2 separate regions of the Homo sapiens genome follow, and region 1 is linked to region 2. A link is a loop called in an ENCODE intact Hi-C map of the cell type or tissue named here. Cell type or tissue: B cell. All regions are shown on one strand. Each heading gives the region's core, and the rest is flanking DNA. Links, peaks and the distances in the headings are about the cores only. Region 1 overlaps TNN (tenascin N). Region 2 overlaps RABGAP1L (RAB GTPase activating protein 1 like).

Region 1 (16,555 bases), core at 4,360-12,359, 870 kb before region 2:
TGAGCTCATTTGGGGATGTGGTTAAGTGTGAGTTATTTCTGAGGTGTGCTAGTGAATGAAAATACCACAGAGCAATTGGATGTAAGGGCTGGAGTTCTAAAGAGAGGTCTATGCTAGACTTATTAAGGTAGAGTGTGTCTCAGGCAATGCTAGGAGTTCACTGAGTCTCAGTTCACTTTCCTCTTCCCAGGAACACAGGAGGAGGATGTCCATTTACAGCTTCCCTTGCATTTAAGTTGGAGCCATGTGACTGTTTGCAGCCAAAAGGCTGTAGGTGGGAGCCTTTTGTGTGTGGGTGGGTTCTCCACACTCTCTCTTCTACTGCCATGCACCATGGGGCCATGGGAAAGGCCACACACTGAAACAGCAGAACTACAAGCTGGAAACAGCCTGAATCCCTGAGTCACACTTATATCTGGCTGCCAAACCTGCACAACACATTGCACATATAAGAAAAATACACTGTGTTTGTTCAGTCGCTGGAATTTGGAGCCCATTCTATCCTAATTAGTACAGAGAAGCATGGGACCCAGAGGAGGGTAAAATGAAGTCATGGGAAAAGCTGAGATCACGTAGGAAGAAAATGGGAACTGAAAAGATAAAGTGGCCTAGAATCAAGCCTTGAGGACATCCAATATGTATAATGAAGAAGGACGAATCCATTAAGGAGAGAGAAGGGGCAACAGAAGTGGAGAAAAAGAAACTAGAAAAATATGGAATCACAAAAGCCACAAAGAGAAAGGTGTGGTCAATAGTGTCAAGTACTGATGAGAGCTCAAGGAACAGGAGGCCAAAACCATCCCTAGAATTTAGTGGCACAGAAATCACTGGTGATTTTAGCAAGGGCTGTGTCAGTGTGAGATATGGACAGAAGCCAAACTGGAACGGGCCAAAGAATGAGTGAGAAGCAAGAAAATGGAGGCAGAGTTGGGTGCCATTCACCAAAGTGTGGACTGCCTTCTTTTCAAAAATTCCACTGTTTGGAGAAGGAAGGCAGTTCCAGTCACAGTAAATTGGATTCTTTTATAGGAAGTAAATCTGAAAAGTACCCACACACACCTGTATACACTATTGGAATTGATAATACATCTAATTCCACATGACCTTGAGAGCCAAGCTGAATGCCATCCTAGCTAACCTCAGGAATGATTCCCACTAACCAAAGGCTAGAATTGCATTTCTCTCTCTGCCTATTTTTCTTTGCATTCATTCAGATGCAGAAGCCCCAACACAAAATCTAATCTCCCTCCTTTCCACTAGACTTCACAGCATGTGCCTTGAAGTAAAACACATTATCTTGAATTTATAAGGTAAACCACCTGATATTTGTGCCTTCTTTATATTTTTCTCCGGGAAGAGAGAGTAGGTTACCCTGCAGCAATGCTGAAAGCTCCACATGGGAGTGCATATTTAACTCCTTCCAAAGCACCCATTCATGTCTGCTGGCCAAGGAGTGGGGCACCATGGATGCAGAAGGCTCCAGACTCCAAGTCAGACCACAGCCACTTCCTGGGCAGGGGATGGGTGGGGATTGCTGAGGCAGCCTCTTCTATTGCTGACCCTCAGCCAGCTCATGGTAAAACAGGAATGGAAGGGAAGAGAAGAGCCTACTTCATAAGACTTCTGGGAGGACTAAATGAGACACCACATAAAAATGTTCTATAAATAGGCAAGAGCTACTGAACAGAATGTAGGAAATATCACGGCAAACAGCTAACACCACATTAACATTGTTGTTCTCTTTCCCCTTTGCTCAAGTATCCATCTTTTAAAAATGCCCTATTTCCTTCTTGGCTTCCCTCACTTTTCTTCACTCATTTATTCACTTAGACGACAATCATTTCGTGAGTGCTGGCCCTGGAGCAAGTATTTATGATGCCATTTGACAGATGTGAAAGTCCAGAAAAGCGAGTATCCAGAGTCCTACAGCTAATCACTGATACAAAGACCACGCATAAATCTTATCTTTCTGTCAGAAAGTTTGAAAATACCAGCCCTACTGAATCTGTTTCCCAAATCGAATTTTCAAAGACTCTGAGAACTTGCTAATTTCCTAGCAAGGTGCCTGGTCCAACCCCTTCCTTGGGACTCTTGTTGTACCAAGGACAGTGGAATTTTAGGATACATGTAGCACCGATGTATGGCTCCACATACATCGTGTCAAATCACGTTCCCACCACAAGGTCAGGCTCAAATCCAACCCTGCCCCCCTAGAATGCATTACAAAGGTATTTGGTCTCTATCTCCTATCAGTGAACCCAGTGCCCAAGCTTGATAGGAGCTTTCCAGCGATGTGTGTGTGTGTGTGTGTGTGTGTGTGTGTGTGTGTGTAATAATACTTCATCTGGGCCAGGGAAGCTTCCAAAAATGATTCTGGTGCTCTTTGCATCACTGTTTTGAACCAGAACCAGTTCTATACTTACTAGTTGTGTCTTTGGGCAACCTTGACAAGCCTCACTTTTCTAAACTGTTAGATTAAGATGTTAACAGCCTCTCCGTCACGATCTTAAATCAAGGCTTCGGCAAGATCATTAATCATAGTAAATCATAAAGTAGTTAAGCCAGACCCTGGCATATATAGATATAATAAGTTATTATGATCTCTCAATAAATGTTAGTTTGCATTTTATTATATCAGTTTCCAAATGAACTGACCCACAGGGATCATTTATACATCTTGATCAGGCAGCCTTAATTGACTCACTCAGAGTCTAATCCACTCCCATTCTATGAGATGAAAACACCCTATAATGAACTATTTGGGTATCACAAAACCCCCTTACCAAATAAGTTTCAAAGGGAGAAAAACAAACAAACAAAAGAAACCTCTTTGTGTCTGGTTCTATACTAGAGTTGTCATTGCATTCTAGAACTTACTCAATGCCCTGAATGACTAAATACAGAGAAAAAAAGTCAAACTTGCATTGAAATGTCTGTGGAAAGAGCCTCTAATGCATTAAGACTTTCAAGATGGAAAACAAAGATGGAAATATTTGAAACATTAAGTGTTCCCTGATGTTCTTTCCAGCCTCCCACCAGCGGCAGAGTTTACCTCAGGGCACAGTTCTTCTGGCCTATTCTTCAGATTGAGTTCCTGTTGCTTGGGATGGAAGAATTACCATAAAAGGATTTTGAAAGCTCAATAAAACAGAGAAACAGACCATGGGTCATCCTTCAGTGACAAAGGACTCTTGAACCCCCCCAAAAAAACTGTAACAACTGTCAGTAAAATGTTTTGTGGGGAAGTTTTCAGGACTCCATGTTTTCTGGAGCATGGTGGCTTTAAGTAAAACCCTGCAGAACCTCAGTTCATGCATGACCCCCAGGAGTCTGGCTCAGAAAACAAGACTTGGGGTGGGGTTGGGGCTGGGGAGGGTGAGAATGCACAGTGGTTTTATTATTTTTGGAACCGATCTCTGTGTTTGAGGAGGGGTCATTTGCATGAGCAGGATGTAAATGGCAAGCTCCTTGGGGGCAGGGATTTCTGTTGGTTTGGTTCACTGCTGGATCTTGAGTACATGAAGCAGTGCCGACACATAGTAGGCACTCAATAAATATATGTGCAATAAGTCATGACTATTCCAGGGCAGACAGACTGACAGATCTCTTTCTAAATGTTGCCCCAGATAACTCCTTCTGTGTGGGAGCTTGGCTTACAAAAAGGCCACACTAGACAATACAAACGTCCTGCCAAAAGTCAATTACAGGCACAAAGGCAGGAAATTGGGCTGCAGGCCTGAAGGGACAGAATGCTTAGCCTTACAATGGTGCTGATGAAAAGCAGCAGGTACAGCCCTATGGGTCTGGTCAGGTGGAAGACCTCCCATGTTACATTCTGCTCTGTTGTTTTTATAAATCAATCGGGAATTTCCCCCAGCCAATCCAATTACTGCCTTTCAACCGTCAGATGTCGCTGTGCAGATAATAAGTTTTCTTCATTGCTGCTCATCAGATGGTATCTTTTTATTCATGGCTGCTCAAGTGTCTTTGGTTTCCCAGGCCCCTGAGTGAATGTGTAAATGAATAAGGTTTGAGCACTATGAGATCATGCTCTCTCTTTCCCACAGTGAGTTGCGGATGCACAGCAGGTTAAGGCTGCATGCTGGCTTGGAGCAGTGAGAGTCTTTATCATTCAGGCACAGGGAGAAAAGGGGCAAGGGGAGATGGAAGGATCAGATTGCAACCCTCAAAAACAGCTTATCATATAATTGGATCAGGCTGATGCAATCAAAGAAGCTGCCATGTGGTTTAGGCAGACAATGGCCCAAGAGAATAAAACATCTACACAGAAGAGGGACAATTAGAGCATTGCCCAAGTTTCCGTCTTTCAGACTTTAGTCTTTCCAATCAAAACCTCAAAGGCCTTGTTGCTGTACTGTGGAGACAGGGTACAGAACTTGGACAATGGACTCCAGTTCAGAGGTCTGAACTCCCCAGTCAGGCTATGCATTCGCATCTTGGATGACCTGAGATGAACTCACTGAGAAGACCAATGATTAGGAGGCTGGAGTTTTGAAATCTGGTCCCAGCTTTGTCATTCTTGTATGACTTAGGCCAGGCACTTCTTTCTGTGGGACTCACTGTCCCTATCTGTAAAATAAGAAAAACAATCCTCTCTCACTTACTCTAAAGCTGTTGTGTGAGGGTCATGTGTACAGAAGTGCTTTGAAGAAGGTAAAATATAGGTAATACATACATATAAGGCATTACTAGATGATGATCAACTCACAAGCCTTCATAGTCATCAGCCTTAGTCTAACCAAGCCTGTTCTAGGACAGTGGTTAAGTACTAGGCTCTATCCTTACAGTTGATTGGTGTCAGAGGCATTTGAACCAGAGCCATCTTGAGTGAGTGCTAAGACAATGAGGCTGGGACTTGCTGGGCTGCATTCCCAGAAAGTTAGGTATTCCTAGCCTCCAGATGTTTATGGTTAAGGGAACAGATTGACAGTGTTTACTAAACAGACCCAGACTTAGGAATGTCCTGATATCTTGAGAACAGAAGCACTCCTAATGTTGCTTTAAATATAATAATATTGATTCTCGCAAAATATAGTAATTAAGAAAATTAATCCTTTATCACGAACCATTGTAATAGAGCACATCCCCTCATGATCTTTTTTTATCCTATATATAAACAAGTCTTGTACATAGGGTGCATGCATTCCTCCTTACTTTCAGAAACGCCCTACTCTGTCTATGGAGTAGCTGTACTTTCACCACTTTACTTTCTTAATAAACTTGCTTTTGCTTTGCATTGTGGACTCACCCTGAATTCTTTCTTACATGAGATCCAAGAACCTTCTCTTGGGATCTGGATGGGGACCCCTTTCCTGTAACATTGGGATCTCTCTAAAAACAGCTACAAGCCACCAAAACTCCTCTCTTCCATGGGTGGAGAAGAAATAGGGCTCCAAACACTCTATGGAGCATCCATGACCGGCATCCTGGGCTGAGAAGGAAGGCCCTACACAGAGCTCCCCAGGGTTCTGCGTGACTCACAATCCAGCCACCTCCGTCCGTTTCCATGTCACAGTACACCTGCAGGGGCCGGCTGGCATCGCCATGCAGGTAGATGGTGTACAGACCACTGGCGGCATTGCTGTTCTGCTGAACCTGACTGCAGTCCGAAGGGTGTGGGAAACGGGCACCAACTGGGAGCCAAGCAGAGAGAGTGTTGTTAGGACAAGGGCAAGGAGGAAAGAGGTGGAGTTTCTTCCTATTTTAAGGCAATTTATTTTGTTTGGAAATTATTTCATAACTTCCTACTTCAGCTTCTTCCAACTCTTCACTCATATCTTATTTTTCTCATCAACTCCCCAAATGCACCAGGAAAAGGTCAAGTTCACATCACTTCCTCCCCCAACTCAGCTCCCTCACAAAGTAACACTCTATTTCACTCCTCTCTTTAGCCTCCCCACTGTGGGGTGGATTTCTTTTGAACACACAACCCCATTTCCACTTCCCCATGCCTAGAGAAATCAATAGTTCTGCATCCACTTGCTCCTCCCTGGACTCCTTTGCTAGGCTTTCCGGTGCTGGTTCTCATTGCACGGTCGTTCAGAGTACAGGATTCCATATTACCTGTGGAGAGGGTGGTGGATACATTTCTGCTCCGGCGACCACCCTTAAAGGCAACAAGGGAGACAGGGTAGGTGGCGCCTTGCTCAAGGCCTTGCAACGCAAACCTCTGGTCTTCCCGTCCCAGCTGCATCTCCTACCAAACAAGGGAGAGATTAGACAGCCAGTGACTCAGTTTATCACCCACTAGCACCCTAGGTGTCAACAGCGTTCCCTGGTGCTAATGACAGAAGCTCTCTGAGAGCACAGTGTTTTGTCTCTCCGAAGCCTCAGTGGCAGCCCAGAATCGCAGTGGGTCCCAGCCACTTCTCTGGAGAGCCATGCCATGGAGAGTCAGCACTACTGGGAGCATCAGCTGAGAACCAGCACCCAGGACTGCAGCTTCAGGATCACCGGCCAAGTTTCTGGGAGACTTTGGCCTTCAGATACACACAGGGGCTCTAACTATAGTGGCTACATTGCCAGCAGGAACAGGCTGGCAATGCCGCGCTAAGGAGAAATTAATAGGGGAGGTGAAACTGGCCACTGATATCTGAGACAAGGAGATAGTTGATATTTCAATAAACTTCCTTCTGAACCAGTCTTACTTCCTCTATAAACATAGGGCTAACCTTCCTAGCTGTGCTGTCATAAGCACTAATTAAGGTAACACATAAACCTAAGTGTCCTTCCTGTTTTTATTTCCTCCCTTCTTTCTTCATTGGCAAGGAGGGAGAATAATAATTTTCCATTGGGACAGGTTTTGAAAATTTGCTGGCCTTCAGATTCTAAGGGGAGGTATAACCCTTGAAATAAGGGTTAATCAATTTGTTCAATAAATATATATCGAACACCTACCATGTGCTAAGCACTGTCCTATGCACTTTAGATATGGTGATAAATGAAACAGACAAACATAGAGCTTACATTTATTGGGGAAGACTAACAATAAACAAAATAACCCGGGGCAGATGTACAACCAGCAATGTGATCAGTAAAGATCAGCAAGTTGCCGTGAGGCCAGCAAATGAGCTGATTGGCCCAAGTTAGTTGCTTCACACAGAAGAGAAGGCACCAGGAGAAAAGACAAGGAATCCCCGTACCTTAACTGTGCCATCTGGGAACTGGTAAGTCAGAATGTAGCCGTGGATCTGAGCAGAGGGGGGCGTCCAGGTCAATATGCCACCAGACTGCGTTACAGCAGATGGACGAAGGTTTCTGGGAGGGTCGAGTTCTGTACGTAGAAAGTCAGGTAATTGTTATTACTAAGATACAACTGAGGCAAGGTAATTTTTGAGACATCAGTTTATATTTTCCCCTTTTCAAACCCTCCCATTTCTCCTCCTTCTTTCAAGCAGTTTGCAGGCTCTCTTCCTCCCTGCCACAGGGCCTTTCTGACCTTTGTTTCTACAAGTACAGACCCATTAGAGACAAGAAGAACAGGGCGTTGGGTGGGTCCCAGAGGAAAGGAATCTGGGCCCCCATTTCCCAGGCAGGTTCCCACAAAGTGGTGGATATTAACAGCCTAGATTGGCAGATAGATCCTCAGAGATGGCAGGGCTCCCAAAAGGATGTGGAAAGATAAGAGGGCCACAGATCTGAAAGGGCCATGCACAAAGAAACCAGGGTGACTTGGCCCGCCTGGAAAGTTGCCTGAAATGCTGGATGGGCCCCAATGCCTGTCACTGGGAAACTACCCAAGACTTACATACAGCCCTGAGGAAGGAGCTTACCCTAAGTAGAATATGGGCTTATGATTGAAATTAAGTTGGCATAGAAACAAAAAGTTGGCCAGGCACGGTGGCTCATGCCTGTAATCCCAGCACTTCGGGAGGCCAAGGCAGGCGGATCACAAGGTCAAGAGTTCGACACCAGCCTGGCCAATATGATGAAATCCTATCTCTACCAAACATACAAAAATTAGCCGGGTATGGTGGTGGTCGCCTGTCATCCCAGCTACTCGGGAGGCTGAGGCAGGAGAATTGCTTGAACTCGGGAGGCGGAGGTTGCAGTAAGCCAAGATCACGTCACTGCACTCCAGCCTGGGTGACAGAGCAAGACTCTGTCTTAAAAAAAAAAAAAAAGAAAGAAACAAAAAGTTATGTTTCTTACATACTGTTACATATTGAAGTGTGTGGCCTTAGATGCATACCCAGTAGAGAAAGAAGAGAAGGAGAAGGCAAGGGAACAGGTGCTTGTATAGAGGAGAGAGAGAGAGAGAGAGAAGGAAAGAAAGAAAGGGAGAGAAGCGAGAGAAAGAAAGAAAGAGAAGAGAGAGAGAGCGGGAGAGAGAAAGAAAGAAAAAAAGAAAAGAAAGAAAGAAAAAGAAAAAAGAAAGAAAGAAAAAGAAAAAAGAAAGAAAGAAAGGAGGGAGGGAGGGAAGGAAGGAAGGAGAGAGAGAAAAGAAGAGAGAAAGGGAGGGAGAGAGAGAGAAAGAAAGAAAGAAAGAAAGAAAGAAAGAAAGAAAGAAAGAAAGAAAGAAAGAGAGAAAAAAGAGAGAAAGAAAGGAGGGAGGGAGGGAGAGAAGGAAGGAAGGAAGGAGAGAGAGAAAAGAAGAGAGAAAGGGAGAGAGAGAGAGAAAGAAAGAAAGAGAAAGAAAGAGGGAGAGAGAGAGAAGGAAGGAAAAGAGAAGAAAGGAAGAGGTGGGGGAGGGAAGAGGGAAAGAGAAGGGATATAGGAAAAGCAGAGCTCTTCTTCTATGTACTTCCTCACCCAAACACTAGAGGGAACGCGTGGGTAAGCAAGTGTGCACTGTAGACCAGGAAAACAGAAGCTCAGCAAAAATACTGGTCAACATCACTGGTCAGAAGGCTCTTTTTTTTTTTAACCAAAGAAGATATGAATGGAAATTTCTCTTTTGAAAAAGCATTATCATAGAAGGTTATTTTAATTTATAACTTCCCAAAAAGACGTCTCCAGGCTATTTTCTACCCAGTAGCATTTCAGCTGAGAGCTGAATTGCAGTATTTTAATAGAAATCAGACAGCTGTTGTTTTGAATTAGGATGTTTTGACAAATTTTGAGTTTCTGTAATATCAACTTGGTTTGATTTTCTAAAGCATAACATCTGGCATGGATTTTATTCTATTCGTCTCACAGAAAAACTGAATTTCCTGATTTCACAATCAAGGCAAAACTGTGGCTATTTTAACATCTTAAGCAATCTCCTGCCACCTCTTTGACTGCCCACCACTCCCTGGTTATGGACTTGAGATGTCTGTCTTAGTTACTTTCACATTTCTATGAAGCAGGAAAATGAGAATCTTTTTATTGCTGTCTTCAAAAATGGAGAAGGTGAACCCAAGAGAAGATAAACAAGGAAGAGGAGAAGAAAGGAATAAGAGAGAAAGGAACAGAGAAAGGAAGGGGAGAAGGAGGTAGGAAGTGGGAAAGAGGGAAGAAGGGAGAACTGGCTACTGGTTGCATCTGGAGAGCAACCCTGCATACTAGGGAGTCCAGGACAGAGAGAGGAGTTTGTTTGTTTGTTTGTTTGTTTGTTTGCTTTTGAGATGGAGTCTCGCTCTTTGTTGCCCAGGCTGGAGTGCAATGGCGCAATCTTGGCTCACTGCAACCTCCTCCTCCTGGGTTCAAGCAATTCTCCTGTCTCAGCCTCCCAAGTAGCTGGGATTACAGGCACCTGCCACCACACCCAGCTAATTTTTGTATTTTTAGTAGAGACGGGGTTTCTCCATGTTGGTCAGGCTGGTCTCAAACTCCTGACCTCAGGTGATCCACCAGCCTTGACCTCCCAAAGGGCTGGGATTACAGGCATGAGCCACCGCGCCTGGCCGTTTTTGTTTTGTTTTGTTTTGTTTTAACACGTCTCTATTTAGTTTGAAAATATTTACTATAAGCATATATTACTTTTTAGATTAAAAATGCAAGCTAATTTTAACTAATAAAAACCATAGAGAAATTCAAGCCATCTCTAGGTCCCGTGGCAACACTTGGTGCGCTCAGCCATGGATGGAATGGACAGACCTTGCCCGTACTGCCAGAAGAGGCTCATAGACCTCAGGGTGGGCACAGTGCTCTCTTCCAAGTGCCTCTGGGTTCTGACCTCAGTGATGCTCTGCCAAGATCAGAGGCCCCATCACACACACAAAATACATGCAATTCAGGCACCTTTCATCATCAACTGAGGATGGAATGGAGAAAGATGCATCCCCATTGCCTCCATTCTGGAAGATGGAAACAGAAGAGGCTCCTGCCTCTGTCTTCTCCCAACTGCAGCTGAGGCCCAACCATTTTCTCCATAGCAAGTGTGGAGATTCTGAGCGCTGGGCCGGGTGGAGGGGTGAGGGAGGCCACCTTTGACACCAGCACTCACTCCCTCTATACTCTCTCATCTTATCTGAGCTGTTGTGTCAACTTAATTAGCTCAAAGACGTAAAAAAGGAACCACTTTGAAGAATGTCCTCGGGTAAAGCAACCACCCTCCTGCTCCCCTCCCCAGCCCACTGATGGAGGAAGGTTCTCTCCTGATAAGTGTGAGGTGTTCCCCTGGCCTGGTCCCTCTCAGTACCTGTCTGGGCCTTGGTGTCAGCCTTCTTGCTCTCCTGGGCCCCCTTCTGGGCCCACACGTGCACCATGTACTCCATGCCTGGTCTCAGGCCCGTCAGGACAGTGCTGCTGTGCTCCTTCCCCACCGGAACCTCCCTGGTCTCTCCGTCAGCAGAGGTGTAGCGCACCATGTACTTGTCAATGGTGGCCTGAACCGGGTCCCAGGAGACAGTGGCCATATTCTCCGTCACCCAGTCAGTCACTAGGTTTTTGGGGCCGTCAATTTCTTTTTAAAAAGATTTAGAAAAGGCTGAACTTTAGAACAAAGGAAGACATCGCATCTTACCACCTCATCACCAGGAGCTCTCCATCATGTTATCATTAATAATGGTAGAATTCCACTTAAAACACGAGTCAAAGGCCCCTGGTCTCCATTTCCAAGGAAACAAACCACTGGATATAAAACTGGAAGGAATCAGATCATCTCCCACTTTTTAATATAAAAAATTTCTGTCCTTGTAATTCTCATCAAAATAACAATAAAACTTCCTGAGCAACAAGATAAGCCACCAAAACTGCTGTGGATATAACCTCTTTTCTGATCTCCCTGGTATCTAGTTATTTTGTTTCACAGAATTTGAGAGCCAAGAAGTCATATCCTCCAACCTTTCCGACTTATAAAAGGGGAGGAGAATGGAGGCCCAGGGAAATGGAAGGTCTAGGCCAAGTTCCTGTTGACATCTTATGTTAAAGCCAAGACTCTTCGCTCTGAATTTTAGGCCTTCCCACCCTCTCAAGGACTTTGCTGCAGATCTGCCCTTTCTCTCCTGTGTCATCAATCTCTTCTTCTCTGTCATCAGTCCCAGACAAGCAAGGTCTAGAATCCCCCATCCTCTCCCGTATCATTCCATTTCTCTGCAACCTTAAACTGACAGATTGTCTCAAGAGAAATGTCTACATACCTTAACTTCACTGCTCACTCTCCAATCAATCCTGTTTGCATCTTTCTATGCCACACAACTAAATCTGCTAGTCTAAGTCACCAACAACATCCGTGTTGCCACATCTAATGCATACTTGCCATTCTCAACTTTACACTGCTTCTGGGTGGCATTTGGCAGAGCTGATCCACTCCTTCCTTCTTGAAACACTCTCAACCCTTGGCTTCCATGACTACATACTCCCTTGATTTTCCTAACTCACTGGCTCTTCTTCAGTCCTTTGTTAGCAACCTTCAAACACTGGAGCACCCAAAGCTCCCTTTCTCTGTTATTTGTTGTGTTTTGTTTTGTTTTGTTGATACAGAGTCTCGGTCTTTCACCCAAGCTGGAGAGCAGTGGTGCCATCATAGGTCACTGCAGCCTTGACCTCCCAGGCTCAAGCAATCCTCCCACCTCAGCCTCCAGAGTAGCTGGGAATACAGGTGCATGCCACCACACTCAGCCAATTTTTGTATTTTTTTTTTTTGTAAAGACAGGATTTCACCAGGCTGGTCTTGAACTCCTGAGCTCAAGCAATTCACCTACCTCAGCCTCCAAAAGTTCTGGGATTACAGGTGAGAGTCACTGCACCTGTCCCAAAGCTCCCTCTTTTCCTCTCTGTACTTTTCCACCTAGGTGATCTCACTCATGCCCATGGCTTTAAATACCAACTGGATGCTAATCGCTCCACAATATCTATTAATTCTGAGCCCCTGACTAGTTTATACAACTGCATCTCCACCACGGTGCCTGGCCTGTATTAGACACTCAATAAATATTTATGTAATCAATAAATGAATCACTCAATTAACCAAGGAATCTCACAAGTATCTTGAACTTAAATATTTAAAAGTCTTGATGCTTCTCCCCAAACTTTTTATTTCTCAGTCTCCCCTCTCAAGAAATGGTAGTCCAATCTCCCATGTTGCTCAAATAAAAAACACAGGTCATACTTGAGTCCTCATTTTCTTCCTACCCCACATCTATCAACAGGTATTATCATCCATACCTCAAAAATATATTCCAGACATCCCCTCTTCTCTGTCCCTTTTGCCATCATGCTTACCTAGACAAGCAGCATTTTGCACCCAGACTTTTCTAGCAGCTTCCCTACGAACCTCCCAACTTCTATCCTTGTCATTTTCTCCATTTATTCTCCTCACTGTGGCCTGGAAAATGTTTTTTAAATGAACACTGCATCATATCACTCTTCTAGTATTAATAAGTATAGCCCATTTTGTCCTCTAAGTACCACATGGTCCTGGCTGATCTGCCCCTGCTCCTCCCGCCTCATCTCAGGCCACTTGCTCTTCCACCCTCTATGCTCCAGCAAAACTGGCCTCTTTTCATTCTCCAACCATCCCAGGTACTATTCCAGCTGGGGGACATCACACATACTCTTCCGTTTGCCAGAAATGGCTAGTTTTTGCCAAAATCCATTCTCCCCCTTCTTCTGTAAGCACACTTACTGTCCAACAGATCTCTCTGCAATGATGAAAGTATTCTATAATCGGCACAGTCCGATACCGTAGCCATTAGTCACATGTGGCTACTGACCATTTGAAATGTGGCTAATCCAAATGAGAAAATATTTTTATTTTATTTTTAATTAATTAAAATTTAGGCTGGGCATAGTGACCCATGCCTGTAATCCCAGCACTTTGGGAAGCCGAGGCAGGAGGATCACTTGAGCCCAGGAGTTCAACACAGTGAGACCCCATCTCTAAAAGAAATAAAAAATTACAGGTTTAGTGGCACGTGCCTATGGTCCCAGCTACTTGGGAAGCTAAGGTGGGAGGATGGCTTGAGCCCGGGAGGTCAAGCCTGCAGTGAACTGTGATCATACCACTGTACTCCAGCCTAGCTAACAGAATGAGACCCTGTCTCTGAAAATAAAATAAAAATAAAAATAATTTTAATAGCTACATGTAGCTAGCAGCTGCTGTGTTGGTCAGGACAGCATAACCAAAGTAAAGCTGGGCACAGGGCCATCCAGCTAAAGACCTCATTTCCTAGCCTTTTTTGCAGTGAGGTCTGTCTGGGACCTGGCAATGGAACATGAGAAGGGCTGATATGTGCAATGTCCCAGTGATGCCCTGACTTTCATCATGCCTCTTCCCACTGGCTACAATGCAGACAGGGTGGTGACCAGGTAAAGGAGGGCAAATTGCTAGGGATGACTAAGCAACAATCACAGAAGAAGCCTGGGTCTCCTGGACGAGGAGCTACCGTATCAGCCCTGGACATTCTACAGAGAGGAATACACTCCATTCCTGCTGATGCAACTGTTATTTGAGTGTTTCTGTCTATGTATATCCTATTACTACTCACCCTTCCCATCTGCAAGACATCCTTACCCTGTAATTCTCTATACCTACACCATGTTCATCTCCTTCACAGAATTTAGCATAATTTACGGTTTTAAATGTGTTTTCTTATTTATTGTCTATCTTCACTCTAGACTTCAAGAGAGTAGAGATATTTGTTTTGTTCACCACTGTGTTCCCCAGGCCTGGCACTTAGATGATGCTCATTAAAAGTCAGCTGCCTACTGCAAGGAAACAGGGCTCCAGCCACCCAGGTGAATACTTGCTCCTTTCTATCACACAGCGTCTATTCGGTCAAACCTATACAAAATAGCTTGCCACAAAACAGGTTTTTAATCAGTGGTTTTAAGAATTTTATATTGGTTTTACATTATTTCCTATAGCTGAGAGACACAATGATTAAAAACACAGGCTTTGGAAAGAGTTTTAAGACATTCATGGGCCCAGGCGCAGTGGCTCATGCCTGTAATCCCAGCACTTTGGGAGGCCATGGTAGGCGGATCACGAGGTCAGGAGATTGAGACCATCCTGGCTAACACGGTGAAACCCCGTCTCTACTAAAAATACAAAAACAAAATTAGCCGGGCATGGTGGCGGGCGCTTGTAATCCCAGCTACTTGGGAGGCTGAGGCAGGAGAATGGCATGAACCCGGGAGGCGGAGCTTGCAGTGAGCCGAGATAGCGCCACTGCACTCCAGCCTGGGCGACAGGGCAAGACTGTCTCAAAAAAAAAAAAAAAAGAAAAAAAAGGCATTCATGGGACTGCTCCCACTGGGTCCATTACTATAGTTTTGTCAGACATGCTTGAACCAGAGAAACTCCATCTTGAATAGGAACTGGGTCAAATAAGGGTGAAACCTACTGGGCTGCATTCCCAGATGGTTAAGGCATTCTAAGTCACAGGATAAGATAGGAGGTCAGCACAAGATACAGGTCATAAAGACCGTGCTGTTAAAACAGCCTGCAGTAAAGAAGCCGGCCAAGACCCACCAAAACGAAGATGGCAATGAGAGTGACCTCTGGTCATCCTCACTACTACACTCCCACCAGTGCCATGACAGTTTACAAATGCCAAGGCAATGTCAGGAAGTCACCCTATATGGTCTAAAAAGGGGAGGTATGAATAATCCACCTCTTGTTTAGCATATCTTCAAGAAATAACCATAAAAATGGACAACCACAAGCCCTCAGGGCTGCTCTGCCCATGGCTAGTAGCCATTCTTTTATTCCTTTACTTTCCTAATAAACTTGCTTTCACTTTACTCTATGGGCTCACCCTGAACTCTTTCTTGCACAAGATCCAAGAACCCTTTCTAAGGGTCTGGATCGGGACGCCTTTCCTATAACACGTTGTTCTTTCTTTGGGTGAATGAAAGTTTTTTGTTTCTTTGTTTGTTTTTTGTTTTTGTTTTGTTTTGTTTTTACAGCAAACTCTCCTAAAACAGTCTGCAGCCCTGAGGTTACAGATGCCAAAAGCAGCTGCATCATCACTCAGCTGCAATAGATCAACCTGCAGCTACTACCCGGGTTTGCTCTTCTCTTCACTTCTATTACCTGTCTGGGCCTTGGTGTCAGCCTTCTTGCTCTCCTGGTTCCCCTTCTGGGCCCACACGTGCACCGTGTACTCCATGCCCGGCCTCAGGCCCGTCAGGACAGTGCTGCTCTGCTCCTTCCCCACTGGAACCTCCCTGGTCTCTCCGTTGGCAGACGTGTAGTGCACCACATACCTGTCAATGGTGGCCTGCACCGGGTCCCAGGAGACAGTGGCTGTATTCTCTGTCACCCAGTCAGTGACCAGGTTTTGGGGGCTGTCAATGTCTGAAAAAAAAAATGCTGACCAATATGCACTATGAACAGGTGCCAGAGTGCAGAAACTGGTGGTCATTTTGCGTGGGGTGAAACCCTTTCATGTTGTGTGGGGTTTCCGCCTCATATGCTCTTGTTTCATTTTTAGCTGTTTCATGGACATCATCTTCTCCCCCAAGATATACCTGGCTCCTCAAGTAGAAAGCACAATAGATCAGAACCTGAGAATCCAGGCTGTTACCTCTACCAAGTCTTTAGCAAAACAAATCTTTTATTCATCTAGTAAGGGTATATCAAGCCCCAACTCTGTCCATGAAATGTTCTAGACAGTGTGCAGAATCCAGAATTGGAAAAGACATGGTCTCTGCTCACCAGGAACTAACAATTTTGTGTCTCACATCATGTCAGTAAAGACCTCCCATTTCATACTAGAAGATTCTAAAAGCCACTTCTAAATGTAAGCCCCTGGAGGAAGAGGGCAGCATCCTATTCTCCTGTGTTCCCAGTGCCTAGTAGTGGGCAGGGCACGTGGAAAATGCTCACTATATATTACTAAAGGAATCCGCAAAAAGTAAAACCCTGGTTGAATATTCTCTAGCATATCATAGATTCACTCATCATGCTGGTTTGCTGATTAAATCACTGTACAAAATATGGTTAGATATCGCTTCCACTAAAATAAGAATATAACGTAGGAGCTATCCTTATCCTCAAAACTCTGGCCAACGTACACTCTGCTATTCAACAAGAGGAATACGCTCCTTTCTTGTTTAAGCAACTGTTATTTGGTTGTTTTGGCCATGTGTATCCTATTACTATTTCCCCTTCCTATCTGAGAAACATCACTACTTCATTATTCTCTATACCTACACCATGTCA
Region 2 (16,555 bases), core at 2,832-10,831:
AAACAAAAAAAAATACCAGTACAGAGAAAATAACATACAGAAAGAAGAATATTTTTAGGTCAATGTTCTTAAAATTTTTCATTGAATAAATTTCAAAAATAAAAACAAAAAAACCCTCCATACCATCCTTAGCAATAATGTTCCCATTAATTCTCACATTAATAAAGGGTCAAAATTTAAAATGCAGAATAACTCAAATATGAGTGCTTTCCTTCTTCACTTTTTTTTTTTTTTTTTTCAAGACAGGCTCCAGCTCTGTCACCCAGGCTGGAGTGCAGTGGCACAATCTCAGCTCTGCAACCTCCACTTCCTGATTCAAGCCATCCTCCCACCAAATATGAGTACTTTTACTAACTCCCTTCAAATACAAAATGAGAACTTAGCTACAGTCAGATTTTAAAATATATTAAAAATGATTATAACAAGAAAACCAATAAATTTCAAAGTCTGACATGGTTTAATCCCTGCTTAAAACATTTAAAATCAATTATTTTGCTTTTCCATTCAGTAAGACTAATACAGGACATTCAGATAGTGATACATTATTTGGGCTTTTGCAGATACTAGCTATATGCATCAAAATAAACGGGTGCTAATTTACAAGTATTTTTACAATTGAATGTATTTGTAAACACAATTCAAAAACATCTAAAAGCATAAAGAAAAGGAATATCTTCCCCTGTACAGCTACAGCTGATTAACAAAAGTCCATTTTTCTCCTTCATAAAGGCTCATTTTGCAGGCTACTGATTCCTGATTATCACTCATAAAACACATGTAGATAGGGTTGAACAAAACATGGGCAAAAAATGATGAATTCAATTTTATGAGAAAATTTATAGCAAAAGTACCTACATTAACTTTTGATAAAATAAGAAAACTAGTGATTAGACTTGGAGTTCCTATTTCTTTTTCTCTCGATTGTCATTTCTTTTGTTTTTTTTTCTAATTTTTTTCTTTTATCTACAGTCTATATTTTTTCCCATTTCTATTCGTATTTTTTCTTTAATCCCTTTCCTCTAGGGTTTTTCTTTCTTTACATAGTTGGAAGTAGAACTAATATGATTTAATGAAGAATTAGATGTAGAGTGAGAGAAAATGGAGTTGAAAATGCCAAGTTTTTCATCTACAATAATTGGAAAGATCAAGTTACAAATTAAAAAGACTGTGAGAAATTACAGGAGGAACAAGTTTGGGACAGTGTCAAACTTGATTTTTTAGTTTGATTTTTGAACATATTAACTTTGAGATGCCAGATGAAGATCTGAAGTTGTTGAATATATAAGTTTGGAGACCTCAGGTCAGAGAAAAACATTTGGAATCATCCAGTCATAGATATATTTAAAGTCATGAGACTGGATGGGCTAATCTAACAAGCAAGTGTGGTAGAAGAAAGACTGCTTAAACAATGTCTTTGAGATGTCAAAATGGAATAAAATAGAGTATACAAGTAGAAAATTAGCCTTAAAAGCAGGGACATTTCATATTATAAAAGAATTAAGTTTCTTGTAGTACAGTGGAATAATGAAATAATTCACCTAAATATATAAAACTTCAAAATTTAAAAAATACCAGGGAAATAAAAAGAATGAGTAAATTTATTAAAATATGCTGAAAATTTTAAAAATCAAATATTTAAAGCACAAATACAAAATTTCACCTATAAGACATATTTAACTTTTAATTAATTGCTTAAAGTCCTACTAAAAAAAAAATAACATTTTTAAGTCTTCCTCCCTCTTCCCTTCAAATGATCCAAAGATCTTGAAAAGGGAATAAAACAACTATGCTACTATTACAAATACGGATAAAATATTAGTAACTAAACAATATTTACTAAAGAAATAAAATAATCATATCCTATTTATAGGTACTTAATACTGACCCCTGTAAACATCCCCCGGCCCCCCAAAAAAGAAAGAAAGTCATACAGAAGAGTCAAATGAAAAGGCTTTAGGAAGAATAGCAAGATGGTCTTGATTCAAATACTTGTGTTGCCAATTATAAGCTAGATCTCATAGCAAGGCAAAATAAAATGCTTTAGCTCCCTACTCCCCGTTAAAAAAAAAAAAGTAAATAAAAGATAATCTACTTTGCAGGGTTTCTTGCTTTAGTAAGAAAAAGGCTGTGCGTGGAATGGAAATAAACATACGGTAGAAATAATAGTTGTTTTTTCCTTGCCATTACTGTGACAGTAAAAAGATTATCTAAAATAACCACTTTTTTGTTTTGTTTTTCCTGGAAAAATATCAGAAACTTTATGGACTGCTTAATATCATTAGATATTAATTCAATTAGATACTGTAAGTCAGCATTTGATTAGGACAGAAAACACAGTAATTTAAACAGGGAAAATTTACTATAAAGAATTATTAACTGTCATAGTAGAGTAACTACAAAGAGAATTTAACCCTAAAGCTAAGGGAGAGTACCACAAGAAGAACTAACGTGGAAGTTGGGTCCTTTCACCAAAGGTGGTATTCAGACCTCACTGGAGAAGGCAGGATTACAGCCCAATGAATAGCAAAGAAGTTTGTTGGACTGCCCAGGCAAAGCTAGACCACAGGCACGCAGGAAACCCTCTGGGCTGCAGCCAGCAAAGGCTGGCAGGCAGGTGGGCAAAGGAAATCAGGGCTTCCAGAGTCAGCTCACTGGCAGGGTGGTACGAGGCCTGGGGCACACAGTGTCTGTGTCAGGAAGGCTGTAGGAGGGCCTCACTGAGACAGAACCAAAGCTATGAGCTCACGGAGGGACTGCATGTGAGTGCACAGCTGGGTTGAACCAAACATCAGCAAAAGCACAGCATCACTGGATGTCCCTGGATCTTACAATAAGCAAGAGCAAGAAAACAATAAATGTAACACATCAGAAACAAAAGAAACCCCATCTTCCTGCAGTGTCCCTGCAACACCCTCTACTGGCATAATTTAATATTGTGCTTGCTGCAAAGAAGAAATGTTTAAAGCTCCATTAATGCAGATCAGCTAAGAGGACAGATTTGGAGCCAAGGGGCAATAACCTGGTAACTGGATAGGATATGGTTAAAATACCCAATCTCTTCTAATTAGCAGCCAGGCTACATATCCAAATTTCTTAAACCAATAAATTAAATGTTTATATTATAGAAGTATACTGTGATTTATAAAAGGATTCAAAAAGAGCTGCAATAGAGGTCTGCAAATTGTACCAATGCCAGTTTCCTAGCTGTGATACTGTACTATGGTTATGTAAGATGTTACCATAGGGGGAAATGGGGAAGCACACATAGAGCATCTCTATACTATTATTGCAATTTCCTGTGCATCTACAATTACTTCAAACTGGAATTTTTTTTAATGAGCTCCAAAACATCTAGAATCAATCAACTTATGAGAACACATTACAGACAACAATATATGTTTTCATTGCTCATATTTTAAAAGTATTTCTTAAAATACAATGCTAAAAACGTAATAGTACTACATCCACATTTAATACTTAAACCATGATGCCGCCTCTCCCCACTGGGTGCCAACAGAAGCCAGCAATGAAAAGATGCTGAAAATTCTGTCCTGATTACAAGTTTCAGTTCAAAGGCTGAGAGTCAGATAGAAGCTTCCAGTTATCCACTCCCCAAATTATTCACCTGAAAATGCCAATAGCTTTCTATCAATTGTCACATGAAATCATTAACAGAGAATAATGAAAGTACTTTTGTATAAGTAAGTAATACCTGTTTTCCTATGGAAAAAGAGAGTTATCCTTCTACTGCCTTAAAAGAAAACACAAAAAGGACAAGTGAGTAAGCTCACAGGGTAGCTTTTAAAATGTTATGCAGAATATGGGTCATCCCACTAATCTATTCCCATTTTCAGGAAAGGGAGGAATGATATCCTCTAAGAGAAATTATTATAACATCTAAAATTCTTTATTTTGCTGTAAAAGTTCATAAACGTACTAATTCACATAAGAGAATAAAACATCCAAATCAGACTGACATCTAGGCAACTTCAAGATAGTAACTTGAGTTTTTACCTAAATAAAACTGTAACAACTTGCTAAGGCAAAAGTAAAAATAAGTACTAAGTAAATCCAGCAAAAGACCCTCAGAATGGTCTAACATCAAGTTAGAGCAGTCAAAAAATAATAAACAATTCAAATTCTACTGTCCATCAAATTTAGTGATGTCAACTCACACTAAAAAACTGTTTCATGAGAAGAAGAGAGTCCCTGGGTGATTTTTTCAGTACTCCTTGTCTAGGATATCTTTTCCTCAAGAAAATAACACAAGGAAAGGTACTATCAATCACCCATGCTACACAGTATGGTTCTTATCACTTCAGTTTCTCATTATATAGTTTGTGCTGCAAGCCGGCAAGCACAAATTGAAAACTGAAGCAAAATTGCTACCAAAAGAGGCACATCACTGAACTCTCCAAATGATCAAACTACATGATCTGATATGATCACTGTCATTTAGAAGTGATGTTTTTCTAATGTATATATAATGATTGTATCCCCCCAAATCAATGTGAGATAGAAGTGGCTCATGGAAATCCTTATTTTCCAACAGTGTTGGCCCATGTTACTCACTGCAAATTGAGTTGTGTGCTTATAACAACTCTAATCATTATATTCTGCTTGCTGTATCACTACTTCATTCTGGTTAGCACAAGTATTAATATGAGGGCAGACCCCTGAGAAGAGTGATAGGACAGACATAAAACCTGGTGCCAAAAATCGCTTCCTGATTACCCTTCCCCAAGGCCTGAAACTACCATTATTGGAACCTCTTCATGTTAAGGAATAATAAAGAGGCCCATTTTCTAAATGTATATGGTATTATTTGTCTTGAATCATTTTATCATGAAATAAGAAGTAATACTTGGCAAAAAAAAAAATCAACTAGACAGAGCACTAATGGCAAAGACTGAAAAAATTTCCCCTTCTCTCACCTTTGGAATATTGAGCATAGCAAACTATTCAAAGCATCCAAGTAGGTGCTAAGTAATAGTGCTAGTAATAGTGCATTTAGGTAACAGTGCTAGTAATAGTGTATTTTAAACACTATCAAGGCTTTAAAAATACATATCAATGTGTTAGTATGCAAGAAATCTTTTGCAATATTTCTGTATGTGGTGATACCAAAACCCATAATAATGGCAGCTAGTCAGAGAGAGAAATGATCACCATTTCTGCTTTGGGAACACCAGAAGAGCCTGACCTCATGTACACACACTTTAACATCTCAGCTGGAGACCCTCAATAAGTAAGCTTTGCCCTACCACTCCTCACACATTTCATATACAATGATCTTGCTTTCTCCTCTTAGTTGTTAATGTCAGCTTTCTCTTCTACAAATTGGCTTTTCTCCCAAGGCACTGAGGGTTTGAAATTTCTGAGCAATCACTTGAATGCCCTAACATCTAAGTTCGCACTTTTAAATTCTGCTGAAAAGATACCAAAGAATACCAATTCATTTATCTTCAAACTGGCTTAATTTTAAACCTAGTATATAATCAAGAATTAATTGGGTTTAGCCTTTAAGAGTACACAGTCAGAAATCAGATGACCCTGGTTTAAATCCTGGCTCTACCAGTTTCTGGCCAAGTAACCAAAGTTACTTAACCTGATTAAACCTCTGTTTCATCATCTATAAAATGGAGTAATAGGCCAGGCGTGGTGGCTTACACCTGTAATCCCAGCACTTTGGGAGGCTGAGGCGGGCAGATCACGAGGTCAGGAGTTCAAGACCAGCCTGACCAATATGGTGAAACCCCATCTTTACTAAACATACAAAAATTAGCCGGGTGTAGTGGCGCATGCCTATAGTCCCAGCTACTCAGGAGGCTGAGGCAGAAGAATTGCTTGAACCCGGGAGGCAGAGGTTGCAGTGAGCCAAGATCACACCACTGCACTCCAGCCTGGGTGACAGAGTGAGACTCTGTCTCAAAAAAAAAAAAAAATGCAGTAATAATAACAGTACCTTCCTCATATGTTAAGAAAAGTTGTTCAATGGCCACCAAATAGTAAGTGTTCATTAAATGTTGGCCATTATTATTGCTCTTTTATATCCAGTTATTAAATAAAGCTTAATATGTGATATCCAACATGGGTAATCAAGAAAAGGAAAAGAATATTAAAAGTTTTCATGACTTGAGAACAGTTTTCATACATTCTTTAAAATACATAGGATTTTATTGGTGCAATGTGCAGTTATTAATTCCATATTACAACAAATTTAGCCAATGCTCTAACTTTATAAACTTTTATATACTTTTTATTGATTTAGTCAAGTATTTAAAAAGAAGCAGTAGAGAGTAAGAATATGTGTTCTAGTACTAGATGTACTTAGTTAAAAAGTAATTTTATAGCCTTGGTCAAGTTATGTAACTTTTGTACCTCAGTTTCCTCAACTGAAAAATGAAGATAATAGTACCTATACCTCAGAAATACCACCTAGAACAGTGCCTGGCACTGAGAAAGTGCTAAGTAAGGAGTAAGTAGCTAAGTATAAAGCTCTGTATTCCAAGCACTATAGTAGATGCTGGGGATTCTGGGATAAACAACATAGTGCTTGTTATCAAAAGGGTCAAGACAGACAACTGCAGTATAATTTGCAAAATATCTAGATATAAACAACCCTTAAACCCTTGGATGCACACAGAAATGGCTTCTTTCATAATATATTTTTCAAAAAAAAAAACAGAATATTGGCCAGGCATGGTGGCTCACACTTGTAATCCCAGCACTTTGGGAGGCTGAGGCAAGAAGATCACTTGAAGCCAGGAGTTTGGGACCAGCCCAGACAACTAAGCGAGACCCCGTCTCTATGAAAGATAAATAAGACAACATAAAATTAGCCCAGAGTAGTGGTGGACACCTGTAGTCCCAGCTACTTGGGAGGCTGAGGCAGGAGGATAGCCTGACCCCAGGAGTTCAAGGCTGCAGTGAGCTATGATCACATCACTGCACTCCAGTCTGGGCAACACAGCGAGGTCCTGTCACCAAAAACAAACAAAAAAAAACCCAGAATGTTGATAATTTTACATAATTTAAATAATGATTTTAAAAATTTTTTAATGATAAATTTTATTTTCTCGTTCAGAAGATAAAAATTATGTAATTTGAAGGATTTTCTTTCACACCAATGCTTTTATATTACAAATTAACTTTGTCAGCAGCAGTTATTAAAGATTTGGGTCAGGCACAGTGGCTCACGCCTATAATCCCAGCACTTTGGGAAGCCAAGCACTTTAGGAAGCCAAGTCAAGATCACTTGAACTCAGGAGTTCAAGACCAGCCTGGGCAGCATAGGGAGACCCCCATCTCTCCAAAAAAAAGATGTTTAATTAGCTAAGAATGATGGCATGTGCCTGTAGTCTCAGCTCCTCAGGAGGCTGAGATGGGAGGATCGCTTGAGCCTAGGCAATGAAAGATGTAGTAAGCCATGATCACACCACTGCACTCCAGGCTGGGTGACAGAGTGAGACCCAGTCTAACAAAAAAGATTCAGAGGTGTTAAGAATTTTCTTGGTAAGGCTGCCACCTGCTGGACTACCTTAAATTCCACTGTTTACAGTCTGATTTAAACATATTAAATACCACATTTAATCCAATGAAATGCAAATGTTTCTTTTACCAATATAGAAAAATCCAAGAATTTACTAAATCTTCTGTATCACAGGTAATTTGGTCTGTTATGCTGAACAAAGTATTGTTTAGGGAAGAGTCATTCACCTGAAGAAATCTTAGTCAATTAACATTTGGATGTTTACAGAGATTATCTGACAGAATCAGTGGAAAAGGAAGCAATGAAATTTAACATGGATTCAGTAATTACTGTTGGATATATGAGTCCAAGGTTGCAAGTGTTAGATATTAGCATCAGCAAAATAGTTGTTAAAATAAAAACAATGTAATTTAGCCATTCCACAAGTATACATATCTCAAAACATGTACACAATAATACAACTCTTCTGTGTCAATTAACAAAGAAATAAAACCAATATAGCATTTATGTATTCAAAGTAACTTTAAAAACAATTGTCCTAATGTGTACAAATGTGTACTCGTGTTTTTGGTAAAATATCCAATGTTAGTAGCATATACTGATTCAAAAGGCATTTTCTCTCAACTCAGGCAGAAGTTGACATAATGTGCTCTGGAAAAAATGCCTTAAAATTATTCAAAAAGTAGTTTTAAGGATGATGAAGATATCAATATTAAAGATTATGAGAGTCTGATAAAATTGTTGTATGAATATAAGGGTGGGCAAAAAGTAACATTTCTAAGTTATTGTTTTGTGTAATATATTTAAATGTGTGTGCAAATGTTCTACCCAGTTAGCAAAGAACATATATATAATTAGGCATTCAACTATTTCACCTATATTTGTCTAGGTTTCTATATTCAAGTTGATCAAACATGGAACTTACTGAGAAAAGGAAGGATTGCATTCCTTTACATTTAGGCACAGTTCAGGCATAATATACCACTTAATCATAAAAGTCCAAGATTTTAAAATAACGCTTATTCAAAGTTAAATTAACTCAATACCTAGTACTTCTTTGTCTGTGTTGCTACAGACTTTTTAAATTGAAAGATGCTTTGTTATGCTAAAAAGGAAGTGCTCAAAAAAATGATGCAGGCATGTCATAAAGATAGGGTTCGAAGGGGCTCCAACTGGTTGATTCTAGGGCAATTTGAACACCAAAATAATCAGGTACTTCAGTCAATTATATAGTACTGGGGGGAGGAGGTGGGGTTAAATTTAGGAATCTATATCAATAACAAGTAGTTAAATGGAAGAAAAGGGAAAGCTCTGGTTTACATCAGAATGCCAAGGACTGAATACAAAATGTAGAGAGAAGGCAAGAGTTGAGAAATTAATCATTTTGCAATCATCATAGTACAGACTAGATCCAACAAGAATCATACAAGAATGTTAAATTAAGGAGGATATTTTGATGAGGAGCAGGATATATTTTCGTGGTTGGTTGTTTTGTTTTGTTTTGTTTTGTTGAGACGGAGTCTCCCTCTGTCACAAGGCTGGAGTGCAATGGCGTGATCTTGGCTCACTGCGACCACCACTTCCCGGGTTCAAGGGATTCTCCTGCCTCAGCCTCCCAAGTAGCTGGGACCACTGGCACCCGCCACCACGCCCAGCTAATTTTTATATTTTTAGTAGAGACGGGGTTTCACCATGTTGGTCAGGATGGTCTCGATCTCTTGACCTCGTGATCTGCCCGCCTCGGCCTCCCAATCTGCTGGGATTACAGGCGTGAGCCACCGCGCCCAGCATATTTTCATGGTCTTAATGTGTTTCCTCACAGACTGCTTACTGGTTGCAAGGAAGAAAAAAAGTAATCATAGTGGGAAGAAATCAGACATCTTAACTATGTAATCAGAATTAACATCATCATCATCAAGGGACAGATGGCTATCTCTGTGATAGCCATCTGCCTCCAGATGTGATACTCTGTGAAGGACATATAAACTATGCAGCAATATATAATCTGAATTTAGTCACAAATATTAAACAAAGCCAAAAATGGGCAATGTTATATTAAAAAGAGGAAAAATGGATGTATTCTCCAAAAACGTCCAAGTCTTAAGAGACAGAGGAAGGCTGTGGAAATGTTCCAGGTTAAAGAAAGCTAAAGACATATGGTAACTAAATGCAATATCTAATCCTGGAATGAATTCTGAACTGGAGTGGGGGAAAGGATATTATTAGGTTAACTGGCAAAATAGGAAGGCAAATGGCAGGTTAGATTAAAAGTTGTGTATGAATGCTAAATTCACGTATGTTGATAAGTATACTGTGGTGATGTAAGCGATATCCCTATTCTTGGAAAACATACACTAAAGCACTTGGAGGAAAGGGCCACGATGTATTTAACTCACTCTTAAAAGTGTTCAGGAAAACAACTGTGTGTGTATAGCGAGTAGCAGGGAGAAGAGAAAGAGAGTGCAAGCTGGGCACAGTGGCTTATGCCTGTAATCCCAGCACTTTGGGAGGCTGAGGCAGGCAGATCATTTGAGGTCAGGAGTTCAAGGCCAGCCTGACCAACATGGTGAAACCCCATCACTACTAAAAATATACAAAATTAGCCAGGCGTTGTAGGGCACACCTGTAATCTCAGCTACACAGAAGGCTGAGGCAGGAGAATAGCTGGAACCTAGGAGGTGGAGGTTGCAGTGAGCCAAGATCAGGCCATGGCACTCCAGCCTGGCTGACAGAGCGAGACTTTGTCTCAAAAAAAGAAAGAGAATGCAAAGCAAATTAGGTAAAATGTCATCAATATCTGAGATTTTGGTAACACTGGTAACACTGAGATATTGGTAACAATCTTGGTAAAGAGTATACAGGTCTTCTCTCTACTAGTTGTATTGTTTTTAACTCTTCTGTAAGTTTGAAATTACTTCCAAATAAAAAGTTTAAAACACTGCTATATATAATGCTTACCCCTAAAAACTAAAAGGTTCCTGTATGCAAAATATAATCATATTCTTTTGGAACTGTAATATTCAACATCAAAAATACGATATCTTCAGCTCTTTTTCATCAATTTTAAGAAAGCCATCAATTTTAAGACTCACCATTATTTTTTGTATCTCATGAAAAAAAGGTGACAACTATAATTATAAGATGCCTCTCAAAAGAAGACATTTATGCGGCCAACAAACATATGAAAAAAAGCTCATCATCACTGGTCATCAGAGAAATGCAAATCAAAACTACAATGAGATACCATCTCACACCAGTTAGAATGGCAATCATTAAAAAGTCAAGAAACAACAGATGCTGGAGAGAATGTGGAGAAATAGGAACACTTTTACACTGCTGGCAGGAGTGCAAATTAGTTCAACCATTGTGGAAGACAGTGTGGTGATTCCTCAAAGATCTGGAACCAGAAATACCATTTGACCCAGCAATCCCATTACTGCGTATATACCTGAAGGATTATAAATCATTCTACTATAAAGACCCATGTACACGTATGTTTACTGCAGCACTATTCACAATAGCAAAGACTTGGAACCAACCCAAATGTCCATCAATGACAGACTGGATAAAGAAAATGTGGCACATATACACCACGGAATACTATGCAGCCATAAAAAAGAATGAGTTCATGTCCTTTGCAGGGACATAGATGAAGCTGGAAACCATCATTCTCAGCAAACTAACACAGGAACAAAAAACCAAACACTGCATGTTCTCACTCATAAGTGGGAGCTGAACGATGAGAACACATGGACACAAGGAGGGTAACATCATACACCGGGGCCTGTCAGGGTTCGGGGGCAAGGGAAGGGAGAGCATTAGGACAAATAGGTAATGCATGTGTGGCTTAAAACCTAGATGATGGGCTGATGGGTACAGTAAACCACCATGGCACAGGTATACCTACGTAACAAACCTGCATGTTCTGCACATGTATCCCAGAACTTAAAGTATTTAAAAAATGCCATCAATTATAAGACAAACTACAATTTCAGAGATGTTCAATATGAAAACACATGCATCTTAAAATTTATAAAAGATGGTTTTTACATATGGCCAAACTTTGCAAGCAATTAAAAACACATGCATGCATCACTGTACCAAGATGCTGAATAAAACTTTTCCTGTTGCCTGGCAGGATTCAAAGATGGGAACAAAGTGGAGCTAGATAGCCTACCTTCTAAAAAAAAAAACAGCAGATAACTGGGGGCCAGATACCTTCTCCTATATTTAAGAGGAACAGAAGTGGCCATGATGCCATCAGCCAGCGCCTCAATTGCCTCCCACCCTCATCCCAGTCTAGAGACTGGAGGGAAGACAGAGGGAATCTATTTATTATTGGAATTTTATTTCCAATAGCACAGATTCCCTAGAATAAGACATAGTATACAGCAGTCTTGATGAAGAGGCTTTTATTTCTCTTGAGCATCACCAACTTCCCTTGCTCCTTGAAGCCAAATAGGCATCTGTATTTCCAGTTTTTGCCACTAAAAATAATACTTCAAAGTTAAATTAATAAACATCCTTTGTTGTTTGACTGAAGTACTGATTGACTTCAGTACTGACTGATAATTGACTGAAGTACCTAATTATTTTGTTGTTCAGATTGCCCAAGAAGTAACCAGTTGAAGCCCCTTCAAACCCTATCTTTAGCATATGCCCCCATCATTTTTTTGAGCACTTCCTTTTTGGCATAACAAAGCAACTTTCAATTTAACAAATATGTAGCAACAAAGACAAAGAAGTACTAGGTATTGAATTAACTTTGAATTAAGTTTATTAATAAACATCCTTACAAATGTCCTTAAATAGTGATACTTTTATTTTGAATAGCACAGATTCCCTAGAATAAGACTTATGTGTCCAATTATAGGTATTAAAATCTTTATATATGTTGCCTAATTGGTTTTCAAAAAGGACATACGTACATTTTACATTTCCATTAACAGTATGAGAATTCCCTTTGCCCCATACCCCCACCATCACTACATATTTTTGCAATCTGATATCTTAAGGTTACTATAATTCGCATTTCCCTGTCTTTTTGTGAATCAGGACCTCTTTACATATGTTTCTTAGCCATCCAGTAGCTTTCCTCTGATCTGTTTATACTCTGACCTGTTTTTCTCCTCTGCTTTCTGCCAATTGTTAAGAAATTTATGTATATTGTAGACATTACCTTTTCCTGTCATCTACATTACGAATATTTTTTCCAGAACTATCATTTCTTGTTGACTTTATTTATATCTTTTGTCCTACCATTCCTTTGTTTTCTGAATAGTTTTCCTGTGAATTGACACACAAGTATATGTGTATGTATTTATATATTTTAAAAATATGTATCTATCTTTTAAAGTTTCTGAAATTCCAGCAGCTAAGTGGAAGAGTAATCGAAAGTGATTGAAAAGTTAAAAGTATTTATGCTGTATGTAAATAAGGAACAAGAAAAAAAGATGTGAACAAACCCAGTTGTAGCAGTTATGACTGAAAAACTAAAACCATTTCATGTTTACTTACCCCAGCAATTGATTTTCAATGAAACCAGTTACATCTAAGTTAAAGTAGAGAAAGTATTATTAATTATCCTCATTTTTAATTGGAGAAAATGAAGTATAGTGAAAAGCCACACTGAGCAATGCATCTGAGACAGTAACAATGTCAATACAAGTTTTTGGTAGCATTTAGGAGCAAGCTGCTTACCTTTCAATAGCTAATTCTTTGTTAGAAAGTTGCTGCACTGTAATCACAACCTTCTTCTCTATTCCTTGCTTTAATTTGAAATAAAATTTATCTCTATCCTTAGGCACAGGGCTGAAATATTCAAAAGGAATAGGAATTACCAATAATCTAATAAAATGATAAAATAACCTATTCCAAGGTTAGAACAAAACAACAAAGTATTTAAGCAACAACACCCTTATTCTTAAGATATACTAAACTCTCACCTTGCCACAGGCAGCAAACTATTAATTTTATTTGACTATAAACTTTATAGTCAGCAACACAGTCATTATTAATTTCTAAATTGAGTTTACAAGAGCCTTATATTTTGTCTGCTAACCAAAGTTAAAAGCAAGATCTTAAAAAAGACAACATGGCCAAGCACGGTGGCTTACGCCTGTAATCCCAGCACTTTGGGAGGCCAAGGCAGGCTGATCACTTGAGATCAAGAGTTTGAGGCCAGCCTGGCCAACATGGTAAAACCCCATCTCTACTAAAAATACAAAAATTAGCTGAGTGGTGGTGCATGCTTGTAGTCCCAGCTACTGGGGAGGCTGAGGCAGGAGAATTGGTTGAACCCAGGAGGCAGAGGTTGCAGTGAGCCAAGATTGCACTGCTGCAATCTTGCCTGGGCGACAGAGCAAGACTCTATCTCCAAAAAAAAAAAAAAAATGACAACATGATAAATTTCAGTTTTAAAACAAATTTAGGAATAATGTTTACTTGAAGTTCTTAAGACTGTCACATGTCTGGTTTAGCTGGTTGGGTGGTCATAAGTGCCTGTAAAACAGTGAAATCCAAAGCAAAGGAAGTGAGAAGAGCATACTTTTAGACACATAGAATTTGAGATGACTGTGATGTATCCATGAATATATAAACAAAAGATGGACAAAGAGATACATAACAGGGACAAGTTAATCAAATTCTAGCCTAGGCTAGACTATTCTTACAAATTAATTCATTAAAATAATCAATGTATAAAATATGGCTTGTCTTATCTAAAAAGAAAAAATATCTTGAGCAACTTTTACATGACCTCAATTTCAATGTCTGTAAAACTACAGATAAAATACCTAGCTAGCAACTACTCTTAGAATTAAAGGCACAGCTAAGGAACAAAGTTGAGCATTAAATAATATAACTGTTTCCTATTAACTGTCTATATCTGAACTGGAGGAAAACATTCTAAATGTACAAAAAAAAAAGAAATGGTTAATTAAGTGGTGGTCAAACCATATATTATCAGTTACTGTTAAAAACAATTTTGATTAGAACACTTAACATAAAGAAAAAAAAAAGGTATATATATACAATTGTGTAAAAATTCCCCTAGAAATAAACAAAGGGAAGAGACCAAATGTTAAAAGTGACTGTGGCTGACAAGATCGTAGTTTTTATTCTACTTTTATTATTTTACTAAATTTTCTACAGTATCAGTATTTTTTAAATCATTAAGAAAATAAGTATCTGACCAAGCGCGGTGGCTCACACTTATAATCCCAGCACTTTGGGAGGCCAAGGAAGGCAGATCACCTGAGGTCAGGAGTTCGAGACAAGCCTGGCCAACGGGGTGAAACCCCGTCTCTCCTAAAAATACAAAAATGAGCCAGGCATGGTGGCAGGCGCCTGTAATCCCAGCTACTTAGGAGGCCGAGGCAGGAGAATCACTGGAACCCAGGAGGCAGAGATGGCAGTGAGTCGAGATCGTGCCATTGCACATGCACACTCCAGCCTGGGTGACAAGAGCGAAACTCCATCTCAAAAAAAAAAGGAAAGAAATATCTGACAAGCACAAGAATAAAAAATATTAATTCACCAGCCAAATATTTATCAGTTTGAGGCTTTATGCCAACACTGTATAGTTTCTTGAAACTTTATATGCGCCTATATTATACTCCAGATACAATGCGAATTTTTAATCTTTCCAAATGCCTCACCTAAAGTTTCCTTTTCCATCGTCTTCTTTTACCTCCAAGGAGACACTGAAGGTAAACACATCACTGTCGGGGGTAGGAATAACTGAGTCTTTAACATCAGACACTTGTCTGGAAGAACGTTTGAATGCTGTACAGAAACTGTACAAAATTCTGCTTACCTAAAAGAATAAAAAAGGAAATACCATTAGGCAAAGGTTTTAATTGCATTCTGATATCCTTCTCTCCTAACTCTTGAATCTACAATTTTCCATGACAATTTTCTTTGGCAGAATATATATTTTTATATATAGTCTAAGTATTTATCATTGTTTAGATATTACATGACAACATTTTCATCACTTGTGCATTAAAAAAAGAGGGAGTAAACAACTGTAGATGGTAAATGTAGACCATCCAAACTCTAAATTATTACAACCTAAAAACTATCATCAATGTGAAGTCCAAGAAGGGAAATATTGAAGAAATATCGCTTAAGAAGTAAATTAACAGAATTTTTTACTTTGAAATTAATAATGGGGTACATTTCACTTCATGGAAACTTAAGTTCAAATCTGAGGAGGGTTTTCAAATATATACAGATAAAGTTCAACACTAAGCACCACCAGCATACATACTGGAGACCAGAAGAGAACTATGATTTAGGAGCTGCAACTAGGATCTGAGCATCTTAAGAATGAAGAAGGGCAAGAGGGCCGGGCACAGTGGCTCCATGCCTGTAATCCCAGCACTTTGGGAGGCCAAGGCAGGCAGATCACAAGGTCAGGAGTTCAAGACCAGACTGGCCAGCATGGTGAAACCCCATCTCTACTAAAAATACAAAAAATTAGCAGGGCATGGTGGTGCACACCTGTAATCCTAGCTACTCGGGAGGCTGAAGCAGGAGAATTGCTTGAACCTGGCAGGTGGAGGTTGCAGTGAGCCATTGCACCACCGCACTCCAGCCTGGGTGACAGAGCAAGACTCTGTCTCCAAAAAAAAAAAAGAAAGAAAGAAAGAAAGAAGGAATTCCTTTTACTTTAAAAAAAAAAAAAGCTATCTTTCAAATATTTGCTTCTCACAACTCTGACATTTAAACATGGTGATAAAGATATTGAACTAATTTAAGTTCACAAAATAAACTGTATTTATTTATAGATATTTCTAGGCTTCAAAATATACAAGAAATTGAATGTATCCTAAGATAATTTACTAAAATGATATTGGTATCTGAATCTTCCCAACACACTCTCACAAACAAGGTTTTGGCCAAGTCTCCAAGTTCTCTCTTCACTTCCCTCAGCCTCAGGGGCTAGATACAGAACCATAGAATAAGGCAAATACTGGCTTTAGCAATACAGTCAGTAACATAAAGAGCTACCAGTATTTTTACTCAATGTTGTTGTGCTATAAGTGTTGGGTTCCCAGA

The links. Hi-C counts contacts between places; a loop is a spot of excess contacts. Peaks named below come from ENCODE experiments on the same cell type or tissue, not always from the same donor. Only the 100,000 strongest peaks of a DNase experiment are listed, where the experiment ranks them.
Region 1: a loop joins it to region 2, with 13 times the contacts of the local background. A loop is called at or near these places in 6 of 110 quality-filtered maps.

The regions. Positions count from the first base shown.
Region 1 is chr1:175,117,694-175,134,248 of GRCh38, reverse strand. It overlaps TNN (tenascin N), which reads right to left. Exons shown (of 19, transcript NM_022093.2): 11 at 15,425-15,688; 12 at 10,586-10,849; 13 at 7,164-7,294; 14 at 6,085-6,217; 15 at 5,503-5,654. Among named protein-coding and RNA genes, the nearest start is that of TNN, 58 kb to the right of the region's middle. RefSeq lists enhancers at 3,158-4,064, 4,065-4,973. In B cell, for the core only: CTCF peaks have their summits at 8,580 and 8,780 (motif pointing right); a DNase peak (open chromatin) is centred at 8,788.
Region 2 is chr1:174,249,228-174,265,782 of GRCh38, reverse strand. RABGAP1L (RAB GTPase activating protein 1 like) reads right to left here. Exons shown (of 26, transcript NM_001366446.1): 6 at 15,151-15,308; 7 at 13,193-13,303. Among named protein-coding and RNA genes, the nearest start is that of RABGAP1L, 98 kb to the right of the region's middle. In B cell, for the core only: CTCF peaks have their summits at 2,913 (motif pointing left), 7,353 and 7,554 (motif pointing left); DNase peaks (open chromatin) are centred at 2,902 and 7,502; H3K27ac peaks cover 495 bases.